2 separate regions of the Homo sapiens genome follow, and region 1 is linked to region 2. The links are chromatin loops, found by intact Hi-C in ENCODE. Cell type or tissue: endothelial cell of umbilical vein. All regions are shown on one strand. Links, peaks and the distances in the headings refer to the core of each region. The heading gives the core; the rest is flanking DNA. Region 1 has its middle 16 kb from the start of EIF2B2. Region 2 holds the start of ACYP1 (acylphosphatase 1).

The links. A loop is a pair of places that touch in the nucleus more often than their neighbours do. Peaks named below come from ENCODE experiments on the same cell type or tissue, not always from the same donor. Only the 100,000 strongest peaks of a DNase experiment are listed, where the experiment ranks them.
Region 1: it touches region 2 in a loop (5-fold over the local background); 4 of 110 quality-filtered maps call a loop at or near these places.

What each region holds. Positions count from the first base shown.
Region 1 is chr14:74,980,941-74,993,806 of GRCh38, forward strand. No RefSeq gene overlaps it. Among named protein-coding and RNA genes, the nearest start is that of EIF2B2, 16 kb to the right of the region's middle. RefSeq lists enhancers at 1-233, 234-857. In endothelial cell of umbilical vein, for the core only: no CTCF peak of the experiment used is centred there; DNase peaks (open chromatin) are centred at 2,651 and 7,391; H3K27ac peaks cover 4,892 bases.
Region 2 is chr14:75,052,319-75,065,184 of GRCh38, forward strand. It overlaps ACYP1 (acylphosphatase 1), which reads right to left and starts at 11,706. Exons shown (of 3, transcript NM_001107.5): 1 at 11,636-11,706; 2 at 11,152-11,243; 3 at 925-1,341. The coding sequence starts at 11,235. The coding sequence ends at 1,126. RefSeq lists an enhancer at 11,877-12,046. In endothelial cell of umbilical vein, for the core only: no CTCF peak of the experiment used is centred there; a DNase peak (open chromatin) is centred at 7,523; H3K27ac peaks cover 1,456 bases.

The sequences.
Region 1 (12,866 bases), core at 2,417-10,416, 72 kb before region 2:
GCGCGGCGTTAACAACTGTCTGCTCATCAGTCTCCTTCCTGGGGCGTCGTGGAGGGGATGACCCCATGCGGCTCTCCTCGAAGGAGCTTGAAACTGGATCCCAACAACAGCCCGATGGCCGCCGTCCAGGGAAACGCCTGGCTCCCTCCTGCTGCCTGCTGGTCTCCTGTGTGTTTGCCCAGCTCCTCCTGTCCTGGGGCTGAGAGCCCATGAGGACATGCCCGGGGACCCCGCATCCGCTGAGCGAGCACTAAAGCCATGGTTCCCTCTGGTTAGCACTGCCAACAACTGAGCCCGGGAAGACCGACGCTCCCTGCCAGCCAGAGCAAATTGGGTGCCCGGATGTTGAGGTCTGGTTGGCATTTCCTGTGTTGGCTTTGGCTGGTGAGGCCAGGCCAGTGGGCTGCCCTCTTGACCTGAGCGGAGTCAGGCAGGCACGTCCCAGACTCTTGAGCCCACTGAGTTCTTTCCTGCGCCCCACAGGGAGTCTTGTTCTGGAAAAAAGATCTCCCTCCCCGCCTGGGTTCATGCTGAGCAGCCTTCCCTGCCTTGTAGGGTGCTCTGACAGCCTGAGGCCTGGCCGGCCCCCAACCTGGCTGCCTCTGCGCCTGCTCCTTGGGCTCAGGCGGATCTTGGTGCTTCCTGGATGTGGTGAGGCCCCTCTGCACGTGGCCCTCCAGGCTGTGGTCCGGGAGAGGACTCTGAGCTCCTCTGATCTGCTCCCATCTGTATGTGGAATAATTTCTCCGGCCCAAAGCCTGGACCCCTAGGAGCCGTCAGCACCGGGTTCCAGCTTGGGAGCCTGCGGGAGCTCCCATTCCCCACCCTTGAAGGGCCAGCTTCACCTGAAGGCTTCAACGGTGCTGGCTCCAGTTCCTCAGCCCTTTTTTTTTTTTTTTTTTTTGGCATTGGGTCTCTGGGACATCAGATTGTCCAAAACAAGACGACTTCATGATACTTGTTTTTCCAAAGAACACAGTCTGTACACAATCAGGCTTTCTGTGTGCAGCGTGGATCCCGCTGCCCCTGCCCTAGTCGCCCCATTCCTGCCCTAGCCAGATCCCTCTGGGACATGGAGTGTTCCTCATTCCCTGTGGCCAGAGGTCTCTGGCCTAGGGCTGAGCAAGGCTGGGCAGAGAGGGCAGAGCTGATCCCACCCCACAGACCATCACTGGCCCACAGTGCTTCCTTTTCTTCTCCCAGACTTGGGATGCCAGGAGAGCCCCTGGGAGAAGCAGCAGGACGTGGGAACCATCTAGAGCACAAGCTCTGGAGTTAGACCTGATTATGAATCCCAGCTCTACTGCACACCAGCTGTGTGCCTTAAACACAGTACCAAATGGAACCCGGTCCCTTGGTCAGCAAAACGGAGATAATAAAGGTACTTGTAGCACAGGGTTTGTGTGAGGGGTCAGTGGGCCCGGCCCATAGTAAACCCTCAACAGCTGTCATTTACATAGCTACTCCTCTGCATGGGGCTGGCTGGGCAGCCACTAAGGGGTCTGCAGAGTGGACCTAGGCCAGCCTTAAGCCACACCTGGGATAGAGATGCTGTACCCCCACCCCACTAGTTGCTTCCTTGCCCAGGCTGGCTCTCTCCCGAGCCACTCGGCTCCATGGCCATCAAGGATTTAAGACAGGGAGCTGCAGGAGTCCCTGAACCCTTGTTTGTAGAGCTCTCCACCTTTCTCCAGGGAGAGATGAGGCACAGCCCAGCACCCCAGGTCCTCAGGGCCAGGCCCATGGATGCTCAGAAATTTGCTGAATGTGTGGTGAGCAAAGGAAAAGCCTCTGGATTTCCTACCCTGCTCATGGAGGAGCAGTGGGCATGATTTTTCTGGAAAGTTTGGGGGGATATTTATCAAGAGACTGGGGAGTGTTTATCACTTTGAAGAGCAATTCTACTCCTGGGGTTCTCCCTTGGGAAATCACCTGAGACGTCAGAAGTCAGGCAGGGCCACAGGAGGGCCCTCCAAAAAATTTCTACCAAGATGTTTTTCTCGGGGCCATTTATAATAGTGAACAAACAAACCAAGCAGACAAAGAAAGTATCTCAGTATTTAAGAGTAGGATACTGGTGAAATACGTGCCATTCCATCTACGAGGAATGAAAAGGCAGCCCTAAAAATCATGTTTAGGGCCAGGCATGGTGGCTCACACCTGTAGTCACAGAACTTTGGGAGGCTAAAGAGGGTAGATCACTTAAGTCCAGGAGTTTGAGAACAGCCTGGGCAATGTGGCAAAACCCTGTCTCTACAAAAAATACAAAAAATTAGCTGGGTGTGGTGGCATATACCTGTAGTCTCGGCTACCTGGGAGGCTGAGGTGGGAGGATCACCTGAGCTTGGGAGGTCAAGGTTGCCGTAAGCTGTGATTATGCCACAATCATCCCAGCCTGGGTGACAGAGTGATACCCTGTCTTAAAAAAAAAAAAAGAATCATGTTGAGAAAAAAAATTTAATGACATGGCAACAGCTGAGTTAAAAAAAAAATCAGAGTATTTAACATCTGACAAAGTATAATCTTGAAAAACAGGTTATGAATGGATAAACAAAATGTGACACACAACAGAATATTACTCAGCATTTAAAAGGAAGGAAATTCTGACACATGCTGCAACATAGATGCACCTTGAAGCTAATATGCTCAGTGAAAGAAGCCGGACAGGAAAGGACAAATACTGTATGATCCACTTAGGCAAGGTACCTAGAGTTGCCAAATTTGGAGAGACAGAAAGTAGAAAAGTGGTTGCCAGGGGCTGGGGGGAGGTGGGAATGGGGAGTTAGTATTTCATGGGTACAGAGTTTGGGAAGATGAAAAGTCCTGGAGCTGGCTGGTGATGATGGTTGTAAAACAGTGTGAATGTACGAATGCCACTGTACACAAAATAATGGTTAAAATGGTAAATTTTAGGGCCGGGTGCGGTGGCTCATGCCTGTAATCCTAGCACTTTGGGAGGCCGAGGTGGGCAGATCACAAGGTCAGGAGTTCGAAACCAGCCTGGCCAATATGGTGACACCCCATCTCTACTAAAAATACAAAAAAATTGGTCCGGGTGTGGTGGCACACGCCTGTAATCCCAGCTACTCGGGAGGCTGAGGCAAGAGAACTGCTTGAACCCGGGAGGCAGAGGTTGCGGTGAGCTGAGATCGTACCTCTGCCCTCCAGCCTGGGCAACTGAGCGAGATTCCATCTCAAAAAAAAAAAAAAATAAATAAATAAAATTTTTAAAAAGGTAAATTTTATGTTATGTCTATTTTACCACAACTTTAAAAATAGCTTATGGGGAAATATGTCAAGATGTTCATAATGAATATTTTTGAATGAAGGGACTAGGGGTGATCTTGATTTCATTCTTTTTAGTTTCCAGCATTTTCCCCTTAGTAAATGAGATGTTTGGTTGTGTTTGTTCTTGGTTTTAAAGAAGCTTTCTCCAGCATCTCCCAGATGTGTGCGGGGGCTGGGCGAGCGGGGAGAGGCTGGGTCCAGCTGCAGTTAGAAACGAGGGAGGCCACAGTCATCTGGGGAGGGGTGGCTCAGAGAGGGCGTGGGGCTCCTAGGCTCCCCTAAACTCTCTCAGCCCTACTGGCTGGCCTCCTTCTCTGCCTGCCCTCTATGCTTGGGCCTCGCCCATGGGCCTCTCTCCCCAGGAACAGCTCTGTCACTAGCCTGAAGGGGCTGCCCTGGGCCTAGTGGGAATGTGGGCTCGGGGCTTTCTCAGACGGTCAGTGCCCTAGACGCCTTCCCGCTGCTGCTCCGCCCCATCCCAGCTGCAAAAACAACAGCCCATACCCAAAGCCCTGTTATTGCAGCCGAGAGTGGAGCCTCAGTGGACAGCGGAAGGAGTGGGGATGGGGCCGGCCAGCCCTAAATGGACCTGGGGCAGGGGCTCCTTGGGGAGGGGTAGAGTCCCCTCCTGCTCCTCCTGGGGAAGCCTGGCTCTGAGGTGTGTGGGGGAAGGCGCTTGCAGGGGCCTGTGGGACTTGGGGACTGAGGGTCAACTCTGCCAGTGGCCTCCCTGTCTCCCTGGGGACTGTGGGAGGTGGGAGCAAGAGGGGGGAGGAAGTAAAGCCACTTGGGAACCCGCTGAGCCAAGCCGTGGGCAGGAGGCGGCACCAGCGTGGCTCCCGGGGGGGCCAGGGCCAAGGCTTTCCCACGGAGTGTGACTGGCCACTGGGCTCTGCAGAGCTGTCCACCCCAGGCTGGGGCCTATGAGCCTTGGGAAGTTTCTGTGCTCTCTTCCCTTAGGGGATAGGGACTGGCGGCCCCGCATTCAGAACCCAGCAGGACTCTTCCTCTCCACTCCCCGGTGCCCTCAGGTGTGTGCCAGGCATCTTATCGAGGCTGGGGCTCGGCTCTCAGAAGCCTGACGCCCAGCTTCCTTGGCACCCATTCCACTTTCATCTGTCAGCTTCATACTCAGGGGGCAAGGAGAGGGACGCAGAGCTTCTATCACCAAGGTCCTGAAGGCTTTAGAGGCTGGTGGGAGCCTGGCCCCTGTCTGACCCCTCAAGGCCATTCCTCCCATTCTAACAAGAAGGATGTGGCCGTGGTGGAATTAGGAGGCACTGTGGCAGTCTCTGGAGACAGACACCCTGGGTTAGAACCTACACTTGGTCCCCACCAGTGGCAAGCCACTCAACTTGAGCCTCAGCTTCTTCTGCTGTAAAATGAAGATGTTAACATGCCTATGTTACCGTACAGAGCCCTGGGAGACTTCGAGGTGATTATAAAAAGTCTCTGGCACAATGCAGGTGCTTCATCAGTGCAGGCCACTGTGATTCTTCTTCCTCAAGCCCCAAGAAGGGAAATTAGCTGAGACTGGAAAGAATTTTCTGACTTCAGTTATCCCCACCTCCACATTCTGTGCAATGGAGAGAGCAGCTTGAGAAGTTTTGCCTTCTTGCCCGAAAACCCTGCTCAGAAACCAGTTAATCAAACTACCCTCTGAAGTTAGACAATGACTGTCTGTTAGAATATTCCTGGCCACGGCCATCAAACCAGGGACAGAAACTATTCCTGGGACAGAGGGGAGTCAGATGCGAGTGAGGGAGTGTTGGGCCTCTGGGGTCTGCTGCCTGCAGGTTGGTCACCGAGGGCCATGTCTGCTCCAAGAGTGGCAGGAATCTGCTGGGACCCAGGACACAGGCATCTGGACGGGGCTGCACCACCATGCAAGGAGTCCTTGAAAGAGACATTCTCAGGTAGTTAAAATAACTGGGGAGTCCTTGAAAGAGAGGAGTTATCAAAATAAAAGTCGATATTATTTTTCTCTGAATTGTCCAGTCTGAAATTACAACCAGGTCTACCAGAATCACCTTTTATGGAGAGTTCTAAAAATTCTCTTATGTAATGGGTATCCAGACCTGCTACTTTAAAGATCGGTAGTAGGTCGGGTGCTGTGGCTCAGACTGTAATACCAGCACTTTGGGAGGCCAAGGCCAGTGGATCACCTGAGGTCGGGAGTTCAAGACCAGCCTGCCCAACATGGTGAAACCCCATCTCTACTAAAAATACAAAAATTAGCCAGGTGTGGTGGCCCACGCCTGTAATCCCAGCTACCCAGGAGGCTGAGGCACGAGAATCACTTGAACCCAGGAGGCAGAAGTTGCAGGGAGATGAGATCGTGTCACTGCACTCCAGCCTAAGTGACAGAATGAGATTCTGTTTCAAAAAAAAAAAAAAAAAAGGCCAGTAGTAGTACATGTCTCTAAATGTTTGAGATCCTTACCATTTATCAGAGTTCCCTGTTACTAACATCTCCACTGACAGACAAGGTCACCCAGCTTGTGAGGGGCAAACTCCAGGAGATGTGTGTGACTTTCAAACCCCAGCTTTTAAATGATTTAACGTTCAGTGACTAAGAGAATAACTGGCTACTGGGCCTTGATCGCCACTTGTTTTTTCTTTCAGAATCTCAGACTATATTGTTTTGTGTACCTAAATGATTGGACATTCTCACTTAGCAGAAGGGACCTATCAATTGCAGAATAACTATCTGTTGACCAGAACCAACCCATCTCATAGGGCTGTTGTAGACACCAAAAGAGATAAGGAAAATGAAAGTCTCTAACCAAAAAGCAAAAATCCTCTAAAGTATAAGGGATGATCTGTTTATTAGTATTGAGTTTCTCCTTGTACAGGGCCTGTTTCCAGTATGCAATGTTGGTGCTTGGTATAAAGGTGCATAATAAATATTTGTTACATGTTAAATATGTTGATCTATGAAGAGCAACAATTAATACACAATCCTACTAACAATAGGGTAAGATTGTTTTTTTTTTTCTAATCACGTACCCTGGGTTCCACTACCTGTGTCTGTCATTAGACTTTCCCTTCAAATTCCTAGCAATTGGCCTGGCGCAGTGGCTCACGCCTGTAATGTTAGCACTTTGGGAGGCCGAGGCGGGTGAATCACCTGAAGTCAGGAGTTTGAGAACAGCCTGGCCAACATGTTGAAACCCCATCTCTACCAAAAATACAAAAATTAGCCGGGCGTGGTGGCGCGTGCCTGTAAATCCCAGATAGTCAAGAGGCTGAGCCAGGAGAATCACTGGAACCCAGGAGGCAGAGGTTGCAGTGAGCTGAGATTGCACCACTTCACTCCAGCCTGGGTGACGAGATCGAGACTCCTTCTCAAAAAAAACACACACACAAAAAAAACGATTCCTAGCAATTGATCATGATAAAGTGTCAGGGAAGCTCAAGAACAGAGCCAGATGCCACAAAATATAAATCTGTATTTAGAGCAAGATTAATTTCTTGTTTAGCAGAAGCAACCAAATAACACACTCCTCCCTTGACTGAAAATAGGCTTGGGCTCCTGGGAGGACACAAGAAGCTTAGGCAAGGCTCTAGCAACCCAAAAAGTTAAGCCAAAGGGGAATTTGTTGAGAAGTCCAAGGGTGGCTGTACCTTCAGCCATGGCTAGATCTAAGGGCCCATGTCAGCTCATCTCAAATCATCAGCTCATCTCAAATCATCAGCTCATTTGTTCTTTCTCCCTCTGTCTAGGACTGGGCTCTACTTGCTTCTCCTGGAGCAGCTGGCTGACTTTCTCCTACACTAGACAAGCTCTCCCCATGAGGCAGGAAAGGTAGCCACCGCTAGTCCAAAGCCAACCTCTTTACAGCAGATGAGGACAGAAACCTGCTTTCTTCCAGGGTCCATATAGCAAATCACAGGACTGAATGGCTTTGCATGACCAATCAGCGTGGAAGTTGGATGATGGACCAGTCCCAGGTGTGGGGGGCCAGGCCTGTGGTTAGGGGCCACTTGGGGCACGAGGAGGTGCTGGGATTGACAGTTCCACCCAAATCACATGAGATGAGGAAGGGCAGTTCCCAACGGAAAGCGGGTGCAGGGCAGACAAAAACAACAGGTGTCTACTACAATAGCACTTGTTCTCAGGTTGCATAGAGACATGACTTATCCACCAAAACAATCAGAGAAGGATAAAAACAGTAGTGCATTCACATGCCCAAGTGTTGAGTCAAAGGCCTTCAGGAAAAGGAAGTGATCCTATGGCCTAAAGGAGATTCTTTGGAACAGAAGGATAAAGACACAAACATTTTAGTAAGCCTTGCTGCCCCCAGTTCAGAATTATCATCATAATCACCGTATTCTCCAAATTAAGTCCAGGAAACTGTTATTTGATAATTATGCAGACAATCAGCCATAATGTTTGGAATTGGGACATTTCTGGAAAATCTGGAAGATTTGATCAACATAATCATATTTCTGGCTGAAAGAATGGGCCTGATGGATTTCTTATGTTTCTTACAAATAACTTTTACTTCTCATTATGAACGGCATATGTTAACTGTAGAAATTTTGGAAAATACAGAACAGTACACAAATAAAAATAAAAATCATTCTTGCATTTTATTAGAGTTGGGTGTGACTGCAAGTGATGGAAACTCCTAGATAACTGTGGAAGTTAAACAAGACTGAAGTTTATTTAGCTCTCAGCTGTATGAAGCCCAGAGGTGAATATTCCAGGCTGGTATGGGAGCTCCACTCCGCAGAGACCTCAGAGTGTGCAGGCTCCTTCTGGCTCACTCCTCTGCCATCCCTACAGTAGGACCTGTATCCTCATCACCTAAGCTGGCAGAGCAGAAATGCAGCAAGAAAGAGAAAGTCATGAAGAGGCCAAAGACCCATCCCAGCTATCTCCTAGGGAAGGTTCTCAAAAGCAGCAACAAAATGTTAATACTTCCACACCTTCCCATTGGTAAGAACATAGGCACATGGCCACATCTACCTGTGAAGGAGACTGGGAAATGTAGTTTCTATTCTGGGTGGCTATTTTCCCAGCTAAAACTCTATTACTATAGGAGGGGAGAGTGGCTTTGGGAGCAATTGTCTCTGATAAACCTGTAATCGTACTATCCAGAGATAGTCACTGTTAATGTCATAGTATATGTCATTATACACACTTCACACACACACACCTATATACATATATATGTATGTGTAAGAATATGTGTATTGTGTATATTTATATATATATAATACATACAAATAAAGTATATTTTTAGAGTGAAATTGAGGTCCCACCAAATATACTATTTTTACATCCTGCTTTAAAAAAATTATAGACTTTAGGCCGGGCACGGTGGCTCATGCCTGTAATCCCAGCACTTTGGGAGGCCGAGGCGGGTGGATCACGAGGTCAGGAGTTCAAGACCAGCCTGGCCAAGATGGTGAAACCCCGTCTCTACTAAAAATTCAAAAATTAGCCAGCCGTGGTGGCAAGCACCTGTAATCCCAGCTACTCAGGAAGCTGAGGCAGAGAATTGCTTAAACCCAGGAGGCGGACGTTGCAGTGAGCCGAGATTGCACCACTGCACTCCAGCCTGAGTGACAGAGCAAGACTCTGTCTTAAAAAAAATACATATAGAGAGAGACTTTAAACAGCCTCTTTCAAGATCTATTTTAGCATTGTGTCATTTAACAATTACAGCTAGAGTTACTTTAAAAATTCACTGGGCACAGTGGCTCACGCTTGTAATCCCCGTGCTTTGGGAGGCCAAGATGGGAGGATCTCTTGAAGCCAGGAGATCAAGACCAGCCTGGGGAACATAGCAAGATCCTGTCTGCACAAAAAAAAAAAAAAAAAAAAAAAAAAAAAAAAATTAGCCAGATGTGGTGGCCCACACCTGTAGCTGTAGTCCTCACTACTTGGGAGGCTGAAGGGGGAGGATCAGTTTGAGGCTACAGTAAGCTATGATTGGACCCCTGCACCCCAGCCTGGGCGACACAGTAACCCTGTCTCTTAAAAAAAAATGACCATCCCCCAAATGTAATGCTTTATAATTTTATAATTTTCTTTTAAATAGATGTTTTTATTTCATAAATCCTGGTTTTGTTTGTTTAACTATTTATTTTGAAATAATTGTAGATTCACAGGAGGTTGCAAATAAATGTATATCCTTCTCTCTCTTGCATCCTTCCCCCCAGACTACTCCAATGCTAACATTTTATACAACCATGACACAATGTCAAAACCAAGAAAATGACATTGGTACAATCCACAGAGCTTATTCAGATTTCATACATGCATTCCGTGTGTGTGTGTGTGTGTGTGTGTGTATATGCACAATTTTATCACAGGTAGTCTTGCATAACCACCACCACAATCAAGAAACCCAAGTGTACTATTAATATCACAAGATTCCTAGTGTTACTCCTTTGTAGCCACACATCCCACCCATCTGTAACTCCTGGAAGCCACTAATCTATTCTTTATTTCTATAATTATGTTATTTCATGATTGTTACATAAGTAAAGTTATGCAGTATGTACACTTTTTTTTTTTTTTGAGACAGGGTCTTGCTCTGTTACCCAGGCTGGAGTACAGTGGCGTGATCTCAGCTCACTGTGACCTCTGCCTCCCGGGTTCAAGTGATTCTTGTGCCTCAGCCTCCTGAGTAGCTGGGATTACAGGCATGTGCCACCATGCCTGGCTAATTTTTTTTTTTGTATTTTTAGTAGAAACGGGGTTTCGTCATGTTGCCCAGGCTGGTCTTGAACTCCTGGGCTCAAGTGATCTGCCTGTCCCAACATGCCAAAGTGCTGGGATTACAGGCGTGAGCCACCACTCTTGGCCTATACTTTTGAGATGGGTTTTTTTCACTCAGCATAATTTCCTTGAGGTTAGTCTAAGTTGTTGGATATATCGATATTTCATTCCTTTCTATTACCGAGCTGTATTCCATGGTATGGATGTACAGTTTGTGTAAACATTCACCAGTTGGAAGACATTGGGTAGTTTCCAGTTGTTGGCTATTATGAATAAAGCTGCCATGAACATTCACCTGCAAGTTCCTATGTAGACGTTCTTCATTTCTCTGGGATAAATCACCAAAAATACAATTGCTGGGTTGTATTATAAGTTCATTATTAGTTTTGAAAGGGACTGCCCAACTATTTTCAAGAGTGATTGTGTGCAATCCGCCTTTTAAAACTGATAATACGGCCGGGCGTGGTGGCTCACGCCTGTAATCCCAGCACTTTGGGAGGCCAAGGCAGGCGGATCATGAGGTCAAGAGATGGAGACCATCCTGGCCAACATGATGAAACCTCATCTCTATGAAAAATACAAAAATCAGCTGGGCGTGGTGGTGCGCACCTGTAGTCCCGGCTACTCGGGAGGCTGAGGCAGGAGAATTGCTTGAACCCAGGAGGCAGAGGTTACAGTGAGCCTAGAGCCTAGATCGTGCCACTGCACTCCAGCCTGGTGACAGAGCAAGAGTCCATCTCAAAAAAAAATAAATAAATAAAAATAGAAAATAAACAAAACTGACAATATGTTATCAACAGTTCTCCTTATTGTTAAGCATTTACCATATCAAAATTCCAAAAATCGATATTCCATTGTATGACTGTACTATAACATTCTTTTGTTTTGAAAATAATTATATAACAAATACGCAATCATAATTTCCATTTCAGTTTTGAAGAATCACAAAGATACATGGAAACTATAAAGCACCTGAGGTACCTTTCAGCTTTCAAGTCTCAAAAACAAGAATTACTTTCAATAGAAAGTAGCTCATCTTCCAAGTTTAAGAGAATAAAGAAGAGAATAAAGAGAATAAAGCTAATACCATTTTAGCTCCAAATGTTAATCAGACTACTTTATATCAAGGTAATATAGCTCGCAAGCATGGTAACAGCCAGGTTGAAAGTACTTTTTGTACTATAATGTTCTAGACCAATCTCCTAATTTTTAATATTTAGGTTTATTTCTGATTTTTGTGTTAAAAATAATAAAGTGAAAAATATTATTGTGGGCTGGGCGCAGTGGCTCACGTCTGTAATCCTAGCACTTTAGGAGGCTGAGGTGGGCGGATCATTTGAGTTCAGGAGTTTGAGACCAGCCTGGCCAACATGGTGAAACCCCATCTCTACTAAAAATACAAAAATTAGCCAGGTGTACTGGCTCAGGCCGGTAATACCAGCTAGGCAGGAGGCAGAGGCAGGAGAATCACTTGAACCCGGCAGGCAGAGGTTGCAGTGAGCCGAGATTGCACCATTGCATTCCAGCCTGGGTGACAAAACCAAAACTCTGTCTCAAAAAGAAAAGAAAACAATAAAAATAAAAGAAAAATATTATTGTGGATAACTGTATGCCTATTTCTGATTATTTCCTTAGAATGCATTTCTAAACATGGATATGCTGGCTCAAAGGGTATAAATGAACATTTTAAAGTCTTTTGCTGTTTTCCCAACTAAAACAGCTACTAAAAGGTGCTTTAATTTGCGCTCCCACAGGAATATATGAGAATTGGGACAAAATTTCTAAAAATACTAATATCGCAGCACAAATGGCAGTCAAATGGTTGGTATCTTAAATGCAGTATATAAATAGATGTTACAAATCAACTAAAAACAGATAAATACCCAATATCAAGTTGCTTTGGACTGCAAGTGATAGAGAACTCCATTCAAAATTATATAAACAATAGAGAAATGTATCATTTTACATAAAGAGTCTAAAGGTAGGGCAACTTCTGGTTTTGTTGATTTCATACAAAATTTTAATAAAAGATACCACAGTACATAGACTAAAAGTTCAGGCTCTGAAGCCAGACTGTTGTGTTTACATTCCAGCTCTTCCACTTACTAGGTGTGTAACATTGAGCGAGTTACCTATTTTTGCCTCAAGTTTCTCTTTTGAAAATGGTTACATTAAGAGCACCTATCTCAAGGTTTTTGTAAGAATGAAAAGAGTTAATATACATAAAATACCCATTAAGTGTTGATATTGTCAAGAGCCTAGGTCCTTTCTGTTTTTCTTTTCTTCTTTTTTGGTAAGGGGGAGGCAGAGCTCACTATGTTGCCCAGGCTGGTCTTGAACTCCTGGCCTCAAGCGATCCTCCCACTTCCGCCTCCCAAAGTGCTGAGATTACATGTGTGAGCCACCACACCCAGCTTCTTTCTGTTTTTCTGTTCTCCTATCCTCAGCATGTTAACCTTATTCCCAAGTCTTGAGACCTCAGGTCACAAGACAGCTGCAGTATGTCCAGGCATCATATTCAAAAAGACCAGCGATAGAAGAGACTAAGTAGTCTTCTCTGCTTCCTTCTTAAGAGCAGGGAAACCTTTCCAGGTAATCCCAAACAGACCTCTTTCATATCCTGCTGGCTAGAAAATAGGTTACGCTACACCAATTTGTAAAAACAGGAGAATGGAATTACCATGATTGGTTTAGACCAATTAGGGTTTACCCATGAGTTACAGTCACCTTATCTGTAGACAGAAATCAAGCAAAATCAGTTCTGTTAACGAGGAAGAAGAAAGAAATGAATTTGGGTGGATGACCAAAATATCTGCCACACATTGCAGAAAAAGGGGCAAAC
Region 2 (12,866 bases), core at 2,702-10,701:
AGCTTTTAGTTATAAAAATAACTAAAGGAGAGCAGAACTCTGAGAATGCTGTGAGAATAAAGTGTTTTGGAATTGTTAACCAGTCCTTAGTTTTTGCTTTCTATCTCATTTTCATTGAGAATTTAAAGTGGAATTTATAACGAATTTGTCAGACCTGGTAAGCATTTGATATATGCTAGTTTAGTGACTAACCAAACCCAACCAACCAGTCTTCTAGGGCTGATTAAGCAAAATCCTGATAACTGTTTATGATTATTACTATACCTAGGGCTGCCATAACAAAATACCTCAGACTGAGTAGCTTAAGCAGCAGAAGTCTATTTCCTCTCAGTTCTAGAGACTGGAAGTCTGAGATCAAGGTGTTGGCAGCAACGATTTCTCCTGAGGCCTCTCTCCTTGGCTTGTAGATGGCCATTTTCACAGGGTCTTTGATTTTTGCACACGTGTCTATAGCCAATATGTTCTCTTATAAGAACACCAGTCAGATTGGATTAGGGCCCACCCTCACAGCCTCATTTAATCTTAATCACCTCTTTAAAGGCCCTATGTCCAAATACAGTCACTTTCTGAGGTACTGGGGACTGAGACTTTAACATATGAATTTGGTGGGACACAGTTCAGCCCATAACATAACTTTATGTGAATTCCTTACCCAGAGAAAAGAAACAACAGCAGAAGTAATTCATCCAAACATAAGGTGAACAGAGCTAACAAATTGAACTTGTGGTATTTGTTCTTATTAGGCATGGAATTTCTTGAAGAACATTTCATAGAAACCATTTAAAGAAATGACTCAGACTTTTTTTCTTTCAGACCTCTTTAAATTACCTCAAAATCCTCTTCCTACAAATGTTTACTGAATAAAGACCTCTCATTTCGCCCAAAAGGAAGTTCACTGAAGATTTTTTAAAAGTACTCTAAGCAGAAGGTTCTAACGTTTTTATTGATTAGATTTGTGTACAGTGGTAATCCTTCCATCATACAGGTAATATATAATAACATTCAAAAATCTGACATTAAAATAACTTATTGACTAATGCTAATATTAACACACAATAGTTCTATCTCTATTAATAATAAAAACCAAACCACTGAGTTTATCTTAGAAAACTTAAATTCAGGCCATTATTTTACAATTTGGAAGTCTGAGTAATCCAACTTCAAGATGACTTTTTCATTGTTGAAGTTTGCTTTGTCGATGTGTGATTTAGGACTTCCTCTTGTTTCAAGCCATTCCTGCATATGACGCACCTTGGAGATGGGACCTTGCAATTGTCCTTGCACTGTGCCCCGGTCAGTGTTCTGGACCCAGCCTACCAATCCCAGCTTTTTACCCTCAGCCTAAGGGGGGTAAAAAGAGAGAGAGATCCAGTGAGATTGAAGAAAACAAGGTAAGACTACAATCTGTTGCCAGAATCTTGGCCTAGAATCAAGCCACTGAAACTAATTTGATATTGCCCAGAACAGTCAAAAGAAAGACAGCAAGAAGGATCTCATTGCTTATCTTCACATGAAGTATTGGCCACTTGACTGCATGTCTTTCTTCTACCCTATAAAACCCAGGCACTAGAATTTTTCACTGTGTAGTCAATTTGGTTAAGTATCAAAGACTTAAGTCCAAAACAGATGCTTTTGAAATGATCCCCTAAGGCTGATTGTTTTTAGAATACTGGACTGTATCTTGCTCATTTTCCCTTCCCCTAATCAAGAATCTATTGGGTATGTTAAATGGAAAAAACATGAAGTTATCTGATCCTTCCCTTTGCCTTTAACCAGGACCACACGTAAACAAATCCAGATGAATTAGTGTTCATTATATCTTTAAAGATCATTAGAAAGTATTTCACAATTTCCTGGGCAACTCATCCCGTTGTTCTTACTGTAGTGAAACTGTCTAACCCAACATCTTTATGTTGTAGCCAAAGCCCACTTTATTATCTTCCTAGAAAAGGAAAGCAGCTGGTGTTCAGCCTCTCAACAGCAAACCATGAGACTACATAACTATCAGGTTTTCACTTCACTTTCTTCTCTTCTGTCTAAATAATCACAATGCCTTTAGGCTTATAAAAAGCATCTAATCATTACAGTGTCTTATCCTTTTTAATGTTCTTTCCTTTTATTAAACTGTGGCAAGACTGAATGTTTAGGAAAGGTAGCAATGTTTTGGAGGTAATTTTATTTTTGTATAAATTTATGATTAGAATATTAAGTCATTGATTGTTAAAGTAATTATCTAAATAGAAGATGTTGGATTACAAAAGAAAATGGGAGTTAACATGATTGCATGTCAAAATGTGGGAAATTGCTGGAGTTGGCCAAAGAAAACGTTATGCATAGCAACAAAATGTTTGATGAGGAATTTAAGTATCCATCAAATCAAAGACATGTTCAAAGCAAAGACATGTTTGCTTAATGAACAAAACAGACTCCAGCCAAATAAATAACCATTTGAGGGATACAAAGGAAATTAAGGAATGAAGAAAAATAGAAGATGCCTACCTGATGCGCTGCTAAGTGCCAAAGAAGATACCATAAAAGAAGAATGCTGAGAATGAATTTTGAGTAAGACTCCGCATCCAACTGACAGGGCAGTATAACAACTGCCCTCTTCTGCTTCAAATTAACCCAGGGGAGCTGACTATCTCCAGTTCTTAAGAGTTATCTTATATGGTAAATAGCTGTAAGAATGTGCAGTTTTAAACAGGAGGTTGTCACAGTCAAATAAATCTTTAAAAATTTGCAATGTGATTTATCTGAACTCTTTTTTTTTTTTTTTTTTTTTTTTTGAGACGGAGTCTCGCTCTGTCGCCCAGACTGGAGTGCAGTGGCGTGATCTCAGCTCACTGCAAGCTCCGCCTCCCAGGTTTATGCCATTCTCCTGCCTCAGCCTCCCCAGTAGCTGGGACCACAGGCGCCCGCAACCACTCCCGGCTAATTTTTTTGTATTTTTAGTAGAGATGGGGTTTCACTGTGTTAGCCAGGATGGTCTCGATCTCCTGACCTCATGATCCGCCTGCCTCGGCCTCCCAAAGTGCTGGGATTACAGGCATGAGCCACTGCACCTGGCCTTATCTGAACTCTTGAGAGTTGAACAGAACACTCCAAAATTTGACCAGTGTTGAGAATGGGCGTTTCCTACTGGTTTCATTTGTGTGCTCAACTCTGTTCTTATTTTTTTAATGATGACATAATGTTATTGACTCATGTTCAGTTTTGAATATCTATTGCACCAACAGGGTTTTTCTCCCCTAAGAAAATTCCAAAAAGTGAATTCTACCTCATAACCATATTTTTGCTTAAACAATCATCTGACAACATTTCAAGGACTGTAATCACCACCTCTAGTTGCAATCTAAAAAGAAACTCTCTTCAAATCAATAATCAAGATTTCCACCTTAGGATACTAGAAAAAGAAGAGCAAACTGAATTCAAAATGAGCAGAAAGAAGGAAATAAAGATTAGAGCAGAAATTAATGGAAAGCAGAAGAATAGAGAAAATCAATAAAACAAAAGTTGCTTCTTTGACAGGATCAACAAAATTGACAACCTTTAGCTAGACTGATAAAGAAAAACGGATGAAAGCCTCAAATTACTAAAATCAGAAATAAAAGGAGACATTACCACCAACCTTACAAAGATAAAAAGGATAAAAGGGAATTCTATGAACAATTATATGCCAAAAAATTAGATTAAATTTTTTTGGATGAAAACAAACCTAATACCTAGAAAGACAAACAACCAAAACTGAATCAAGAAGAAATAGAAAGTCTGAATAGACCTATACCAAGAGATGGAATTTGTAATCAAAAACTTCCCACAGATAAAAAGCCCAGGACCAGATGGCTTCATGGGTAAATTCTACCAAATGTTTAAAAAAAAATCCTTTACCAACCCTTCACAAACTCTTCCAAAAAATAGAAGAAGATCCAAACCAAGAATTAAGGGTTAAAAAAAAGAAGAGGAAACACTTCCCAACACATTTTATTAAGCCAGCATTATCCTCATACTAAAACTAAAGCTAAAAAATAAAAATGAAAAATAAGTGTCTCATTCCTGGGACTGTGGTACTTAAAATTCAAATTCTAACCTGGAAGGAATCTTTGAAACATGAATGTGAATTGTCAATACCTCTTTTCCTTTTTCTTTTTTTTTTCTGAAGGATGGTGGCACAGTCACAGCTTATTGCAGCCTTAACCTCCCAGGCTCAAATGATCCTCCTTCCTCAGCCTCCCAAAAACAAAGCTGTCACGAGAAAAAACAACCAAAAAACCATAGACCAATATCTCTTATGAACAGAGATGCAAAAATCATCAGCAAAATACTAGCAAACCAAATCAGGCAACACAGAAAAAGAATTGTATACCATGACAAACTAGGATTTCTTTCAAGGTTGGTTCAATATACAAGAAGTAATCAATTTAATACACCATATTAATAAAACAAAAGCTATATGATCATCTCAATAGATGGCAAAAAAGCATTTGACAAAAACCAATACCTCTTTTATGATCAAAACACTCAACAAACTAGGAACAGAAGGAAACTTCCTCAACCTGATAAAGGGAATCTGTGAAAAACCCACTGCTAACATCATACTTAATGGTGAAAGATTAAAAACGTTCCCACGAAGATCAGGAACAAGACAAGGATGTCTGCTGTTACCACTCTACTCAATATTATACTTGAGGGTCTATCCACAGCAGGAGAAAGAAAAGGCATTCAGATTGGAAAGGAAAAAGCAGAACTACCTCTATTTGTAGATGACATATCTTGTATACAAAAAGTCCTAAGAAACATACACAGGCACACACTAGAGCTAATTAACAGTCTCACAAGGTTGTAGGATATAAGATTGATATACAAAAATCAATTGTATTTCTATACACTAGCAATGAAAAACTGAAAATGAAATTAGGAAACAATTCCATTTATAATAGCATCAAAAAGATAGAGTGTCTAGGAATAAATTTAACAAAAGAATTGCACGACATATATGGAAATCTACAAAACATTCTTGAAAGAAATTAAAGAGTATCTAAATAAATGGAAAGACATCCCTTACTGATGTATTGAAATACTTAACATTGTTAAGATGATATTACTACCCAATTGATCTACAGATTCAACTCAATCTCTATCAAAATCCCAGTGCTTTTGCAGAAATCGAAAAATTGATACTAAAATTTACATGGAAACATAAGGGACCCAGGATAGCTAGAAATAATCTTGAAAAGGAAAAACAAAGTTGAAGGATTCACACTTCCCAATTTCAAAACTTACTACAAAGCTGCAGTAACTGAGACAGTGTGGTACTGGCATAAGGATAGTGGCTTAGACCATTTCGTGTTGCTATAAAGAACTACCTGAGGACCAGGCGTGGTAGCTCACACCTGTAATCCCAGCACTTTGGGAGGCCGAGGTGGGGGGATCATGAGGTCAGGAGTTCGAGATCAGCCTGGCCAAGACGGTGAAACGCCGTCTATTAAAAATACAAAAATTAGCCGGGCGCAGTGGTGGGTGCCTGTAATCCCAGCTACTCAGGAGGCTGAGGCAGGAGAATTGCTTGAACCCAGGAAGTGGAGGTTGCAGTGAGCCGAGATCGCACTACTGCACTTTAGCCTAGGCAACAGAGCAAGACTCTGTCTCAAAAAAAAAAAAAAAAAAAAAAAAGAACTACCTGCTGAGGCTGGGTAATTTATAAAGAAAAGAGGTTTATTTGACTCATGATTCTGTAGATTGTATAAGCATGAGACTGTCACTGGCATCAGGTGAGGGCCTTAGGCTGTTTCCACTGTGAGGCAGGGGTGGGAAGAGGTGGGGTACCAGGCTCTTTTTAACAACCAGTTCTCACCGGGCACGGTGGCTCACACCTGTAATCCCAGCACTTTGGGAGGCTGAGGCGGGCGGATCACCTGAGGTCAGGAGTTTGAGACCAGCCTGGCCAACACGGTGAAACCCTGTGTCTACTAAAAATACAAAAATTAGCTGGGTGTGGTGGCGGGTGCCTGTAATCCCAGCCACTTGGGAGGGCGAGGCAGGAGAATTGCTTGAACCCTGGAGGCAGAGGTTGCAGTGAGCCGAGATTGTGTCACTGCACTCTAGCCTGGGCGACAAGAACAAGACTCCGTTTCAAAAAAAATAAATAAAAATAACAACCAGTTCTCCAGGGAACTAATAGAGTAAGACTTCATTGACCCTCCCACCCCCCAGGAAGAGCATTAATCTACTCATGAGGGACCTGGCCCCATTACTCAAACATCTCCCATTATGTCCCACTTTCAACACTGGGGATCAAATTTCAACATGAGATTTGAAGGGGACAAACATCTCAACTACAGCAGGCAGACATATAGATGAATGGAATAGTATTGAGAGTCCAGAAATAAATCCTTACATTTATGTTGATTTTTGAAAAGGGTGCTATGACGAATGTGGGAAATAATACTCACTTCAACAAATGGTGCTGGGACAACTGGATATTCATATGCAAAAGAATAAAGCTGGATTTCCTACCTCACATCACATAAAAATTAACTCAAACTGGATCAAAGACCTCAATCTAAGAGTGTAAACTATGAAATTTTGAAGAAAACATAGGCGGCTGGGCGCGGTGGCTCACGCCTGTAATCCCAGCACTTTGGGAGGCTGAGGCGGGTGGATCACGAGGTCAGGAGTTCGAGACCAGTCTGACCAACATGGTGAAACCCCGTCGCTACTAAAAATGCAAAAATTAGTTGGGCGTGATATAGCACACCTGTAATCTCAGCTACTCAGGAGAATCGCTTGAACCCTGGAGGCGGAAGGTTGCAGTGAGCCGAGATCGAGATCGCGCCACTGCACAGAGCGAGACTCTGTCTTAAAAAAAAAAAAAAAAAAAAAAGGAAAAGAAAACATAGGCATGACAGCAGCTGGGTGTGGTGGCTCACACCTGTAATCCCAGCACTTTGGGAGGCTGAGGTGGGCAGATTGCTTGAGGTCAGGATCAGCCAGGCAACATGGGGAAACCCAGTTGCTACAAAAAACAAAAACAAAACAAACAAAAAACATAGGCATGAACCTTCATGACCTTGGATTAGGAAGATTTCTTAGATATAACACTAAAAGTGCAAGCAAAAAAAGAACAGATAAATTTGATTTGACTTCATCAAAAGTAAAAACTTTTGTACTTCACAGACACTATCAAGAAATTAAAAAGACAACCCACAGAATGGGAGAAATATTTGTATATCATACATCTGATAAGGGACTAGTATCCAGAATAAAAATATTCTTACAACTCAAGAATAAGGAGGCAAATAACTAAAAATGGGCAAAAATATTTGAATGGACATTTCTTCAAAGCAGACATAAAATATGCCAATAAGCACATGAAAAGATGCTCAACATCATTAGTCATTAGGAAGGCAAATCAAAACCACACTGAAAGTATACACATACAACAGGATATTATTCCGTCTTACAAAGAAAGGAAATTGTTTTTACTTTCATGATATAACACAGATGAACCCTGAGGATATTATGCTAAGTGAAATAAGCCAGCCACAAAAGGACAAATACTGTAAAATTCCACTTATATGAGGTAACTAGAGCAGTTGAATTAATAGAATGTAGATTTATGATTGTCAGGGGCATGGGGGAAGGAGAAAATGGGGAGTTAGTGTTTAATGAATACAGAGTTTCAGTTTTGCAAGATGAAAAGCGTTCTGTAGATAAACAGAACAATGTGAATGTGCTTAAGACCACTGAATTGTACATTTAAAAATGGTTAGAACAATAATTTCTATGTTATATGTATTCTACCACAATTTTAGAAGTAAGTGTGCTATATGGTTTCCAAATATTTTGGGATTTTCCAGTTATCCTTTTTATTTTTTTAATGTGGTTTAGTTCCACTGTAGTTGGAGAACATTCCTTGATTTAAATCCTTTTAAATTCATTAATACCTGAAAAACAAACAAACAACCACAATGAAATATTACCTCATACCCACTAGGATGGCTAACATAAAAGACAGTAACCATTGTTGGCAAGGATGTGGACAAACTGGAATTCTCACACATTGCCAGTGAGAACATAATATGGTATAGCTACTTTGGAAAAGTTTGGCAGTTCCTCAAAAAGCTAAACATAAAGTTACCATATGACCCAGCAATCTACTCCTAGGTATGTATATACTCAATGGAACTGAAAACATTGTCTACATAAAAATATGTGCATATGTGTTCACAGCACTACTATTCATAATGGCCAAAAATCAGAAACCCAAATTTCCATCAATTGATGAATGGATAAATGAAATGTGGTATATCCATACAATGGAATATTATTCAGCCATAAAAAGGAATAGGATACTAATACATGCTACAGTGTAGATAAACCTTGAAAACAATATGTTAAGTGAAAGGAGCCAGTCACAAAAAAAGGCCACATTTGTATGATTCCATTTATATTAAATATCAAGAATAGGCTGAACACGGTGGCTCATGCGTGTAATCCCAGCACTTTGGGAGGCTGAGGTAGGTGGATCACCTGAGGTGAGGAGTTCAAGACCCAGCCTGGCCAACATGGTGAAACCCCATCTCTACTAAAAATACAAAAGTTAACTGGGCATGGTGGTGCATGCCTGTAATCCCGGCTACCTGGGATGCTGAGGGAGAAGAATCACTTGAACCCAGGAGGCAGAGGTTGCAGTGAGCCGAGATCACGCCACTGCACTCCAGCCTGGGTGACAGAATGAGGCAGAGTTGAGACTCTGTCTCAACAACAACAACAACAACAACAACAATCTAGAATAGGCAAATCCATAGAGACAGAAAGTAGGTTAGTGGTTGCCAGGGGCTCAGGGGATGAGGAGTGAGTGCTAACCTAGGTAGGGGTTTCTTTTTGGGATGATGAAAATGTTCTGGAATTAGTGCAACATTTTGTGAATATACTAAAAATCACCAAATTATACACTTTAGGAGGATGGGTTTTATGGGATGTAAATTATATTCCAAGTTTTCAAAAGTCCCTGAATTATTATTTGTCACTTCTCTAGAAATGAAGGAATTTAAATAAGAGGCTAGATAATATCAACAGCAAACATTGCAGCAAAACAACTGTTCAAATGAACATATATATTTAAATGATTATAAATAGTAAAGAATAAGCTACAAGCCTAATTAAGAAAAAATAGATGTCATTTTATATGCAGTTTTCCAATCAATATTTGTTTTTCTGCATTCTGTTATTCTCTCTTTAAACTGGGGAGAGGGGCAGGTAGAGAAAGATGGGCTATGCATACCACTATCTGACCCTTTTCCCTCAACAACTTTGACTAATCTTTGAAGCTGTTATCTCAATCACCTTAATTTACAGGAACTTACCTGCATAACTGGTAGCAAAGCTAACTGGAACACAGCTCTTGCTGTGAGTTTCAGCAATTCTGTTTTCAACAGTCATTTCCTATTTGAGTGTCAGATGGGAAGAAATGATTTTTGAATAATTAGAAAAAGAGGTATTGGCCGGGCACAGTGGCTCACACCTGTAATCCCAACACTTTGGGAGGCCAAGGTGGGCGGATCACCTGAGGTTGGGAGTTCAAGACCAGCCTGACCAACATGGAAAAACCCTGTCTCTACTAAAAATACAAAATTAGCGGGGCATGGTGGCACATGCCTGTAATCTCAGCTACTTGGGAAGCTGAAGTAGGAGAAACGCTTGAACCCGGGAGGCGGACGTTGCGGTGAGCTGAGATCGTGCCATTGCACTCCAGCCTGGGCAAAAAGAATGAAACTCTGTCTCAAAAAAAAAAAAAAAAAAAAAAAGAAAAGAAAAGAAAAAGAGGTATTGGCTGGGTATGGTCACTCATGCCTGTAATCCCAGCACACTGGTGGGAGGCCGAGGCAGAAGGATCACTTGAGCCTGGGAGTTTGAGACCAGCCTGGGCAACATAGCTCTCTGTTAAAAGAGAAAAAAAAAAAAAAAGCTGGGTGTGGCGGCATGCACCTGTGGTCCCAGCTACTTGGGAGGCTGAGGAAGGAGGATCATTTGAGCCTGGGAGGTTAAGGCTGCAATAAGCTGTGACTGTGCCACCATCCTTCAGAAAAAAAAAAGAAAAAGGGAAAGAGGTATTGACAATTCACATTCATGTTTCAAAGATTCCTTCCAGGTTAGAATTTGAATTTTAAGTACCACAGTCCCAGGAATGAGACACTTAAGAAGTTCTGCAGTCCTGGCCGGGTGCGGTGGCTCACACCTGTAATCCCAGCACTTGGGGAGGCTGAGGCGGATGGATCACGAGGCCAGGAGTTCAAGACCAGCCTGGCCAAGATGGTGAAACCCTGTCTCTACTAAAAATACAAAAAAAAAAAAAAAAAAAAAAGAAGTTTTGCAGTCCTAACTCATTATCTGTGGGATTAGCGACACACTGGGAAGGCAATAGCCAATACCTACAGAAGGCAGAGGGTAAATTGAGCTTGCATTTGTGTGTGCCTGTTGAGGGAAGATTAGCCACATTAAAGCAGAGGTAGAGGCTGCCAACAGTTTGTCCATCCCCTCAAATAATCCTTTATTGCTCTAGGAAGAATACCAGGCTCCACATTCAGTGTTCCCATCACCTATTCTGGAATGGATAAAGAGTTTTTAATAAGAAAAACGTCAGCTGGAAAAGGTAAATGTTCTTTCAAAACCAAAAAAGAATAGAAAGAAATTAAGTGGAGAACTGAGGGAAGCTTGGAGAAAGAGGTCTGAAGAAAGTGCAGCAGCTGCAGAGGAAGCATTTATATATGTTATATACATGACATCAGGTCATCTAAATGCCAGCTCTTCAATCAATGTTAGCCTTTCTATAAGAAACCTGACTTGGTTTGATGATGCCACAACGGCGAGCACTGGGGAAGCCCTCTATTTCCCTTGGAAGAGAGAAGCTCATTAATATGTGTATCTAGATGCTCAGGCACCACTGACTAATAATAACAGCAGGGTGATCTTCCATTTACACCATGTTTTACCGATTGCACAGCATTTTCATACTCATTGCTCTACAAACTACCTCTTTGCCATGCAGCTACCAAATAGCCAGCGGCTTCTAGTTCACATTTGTCAAGAACACGTCCCTTGTTCCTATGCCCACAACCTAGGTTACCACCCCAAAGCCTGCAGGCCACATACCTGAGTATGCTTACGGAAAAACACCCCTTGCACCTTCCCAAAAATTTCATAATCCACTGATATCAGGGTGTTTCCTTCTGCCATGCTCAAACCTGTCAGAAACCAGGAAAGCAGAAGAGTGAAGGGCTATTATTCCAGGACCCGCAAGCCTGAGTCAGAAAGGGCCACACCCACCCCTGTCCATCCTTAACCATTGCGACCTCTCCCCGACTTCAAGGTCCTGGAAATGGAAACGTGAGTGGATGTGATAAGGTGTGTGTGAAGGAAGAACCAGACGCCGGGAGAGGGAGCTTCGGATCGCAGCTGCCCGCTGAAGCCTCTTCTGGGGAAATAACCTGAGGACCGATGACCTCCTTACATCCATGCCCGGTCCCGCTCCCTCACTACCAGAATTCCCTGCTACTAACTCCCAGAATCCCCTGCTACTAACATTTTAGGGCTAATCGACCTGAGAAGCACACCCTGGGGGCCCCTGGCGGCTCACCCTCCTTGTCTTCCCCACCGGCTGCCAGGATCACTCCGGGACCACCACGCCAACGGCTCACCAAGGCGCGCAAACCTCCGCGCCCGGAAGTTTAGTGTGTAGCTGCTCCTTCGCTGTCGCTCATGCCCATCACCTCCAGCTGACCAATCAGAGACGGCGCCTCGGCCCGGGCCCGCCCAGAAGGTGGGATTTCAGGACGCGGTTGTCCGGCAACCCAAAAGCTTTGGGTTGGGGATCTGTCCAGGAACTCGGCTGGGCCTCCACAAACCTAGCCCTCATCGCATCTCAGTCAACAAGCGCAACCCTCTTCTCATTTTCTCATGAGGAGAAAGGCATAGACGAAGAAGTACATGGGGATACATTCAATCATTCAATTAAATACTGACTGACAGCTACTGTGTGCCAGGCACCTGTTCTAGGTGACCAGGCAAACATCAGTGAACAAAACAGGATCCCTGTCCTGAGGAGCTTAATTCTGGAGGTGAGAGACAAACAGCACACATTAAACATCATAAATAGCTTGTAATCTCAGCACTTTGGGAGGCCGACACGGGCGAATCACTTGAGGTCAGGAGTTCGAGAGCAGCCTGGCCAACATGGTGAAACCCCGTTTCTACCAAAAATACAAAAATTGGCCGGGCATGGTGGCGGGCGCCTGTAATCCCAGCTACTCGGGAGGCTGAGGCAGGAGAATCGCTTGAACCTGGGAGGTGGAGGCTGCAGTGAGCCGAGATTGCCCCACTGCACTCCAGCCTGGGCAACAGAGGGAGACTCTGACTCAAATAAATAAATTAATAAATAAAAAAATAAACATCATAAATATGTTGAGTAGGATACATTTAACCTTTCTGTCCTTTTTCATTCAGTTCTCCTTAAAGTTTGGGTCATAACAATCTGGAATAGGGGATTACGGGGCATAAGTGCACAGGAGGTCCCAATGGAGGTTATGTCTGCTTCTGGGCTTCTGGAAGCTACTCACCGGTCTCCTTTACTAAGAAAATGTCAAATAATGCTTGAACAAATAACCAGCTAACTACACAAATAAAGCAAGAGCACAAGCAAAATAACTCATGGCTCCAGAATTACAGTTGAGTCAGTCAATCTAAGCCAAATGGCCAAACTACACGAATTTATTTTGGGAACAGGGAATTGTCAAGGGGGATGTGGATGAAGATGGTTAAAATTAGAGTTGATGTGTAAACATTTGAATCCAGCTACCCTTATGATTCAT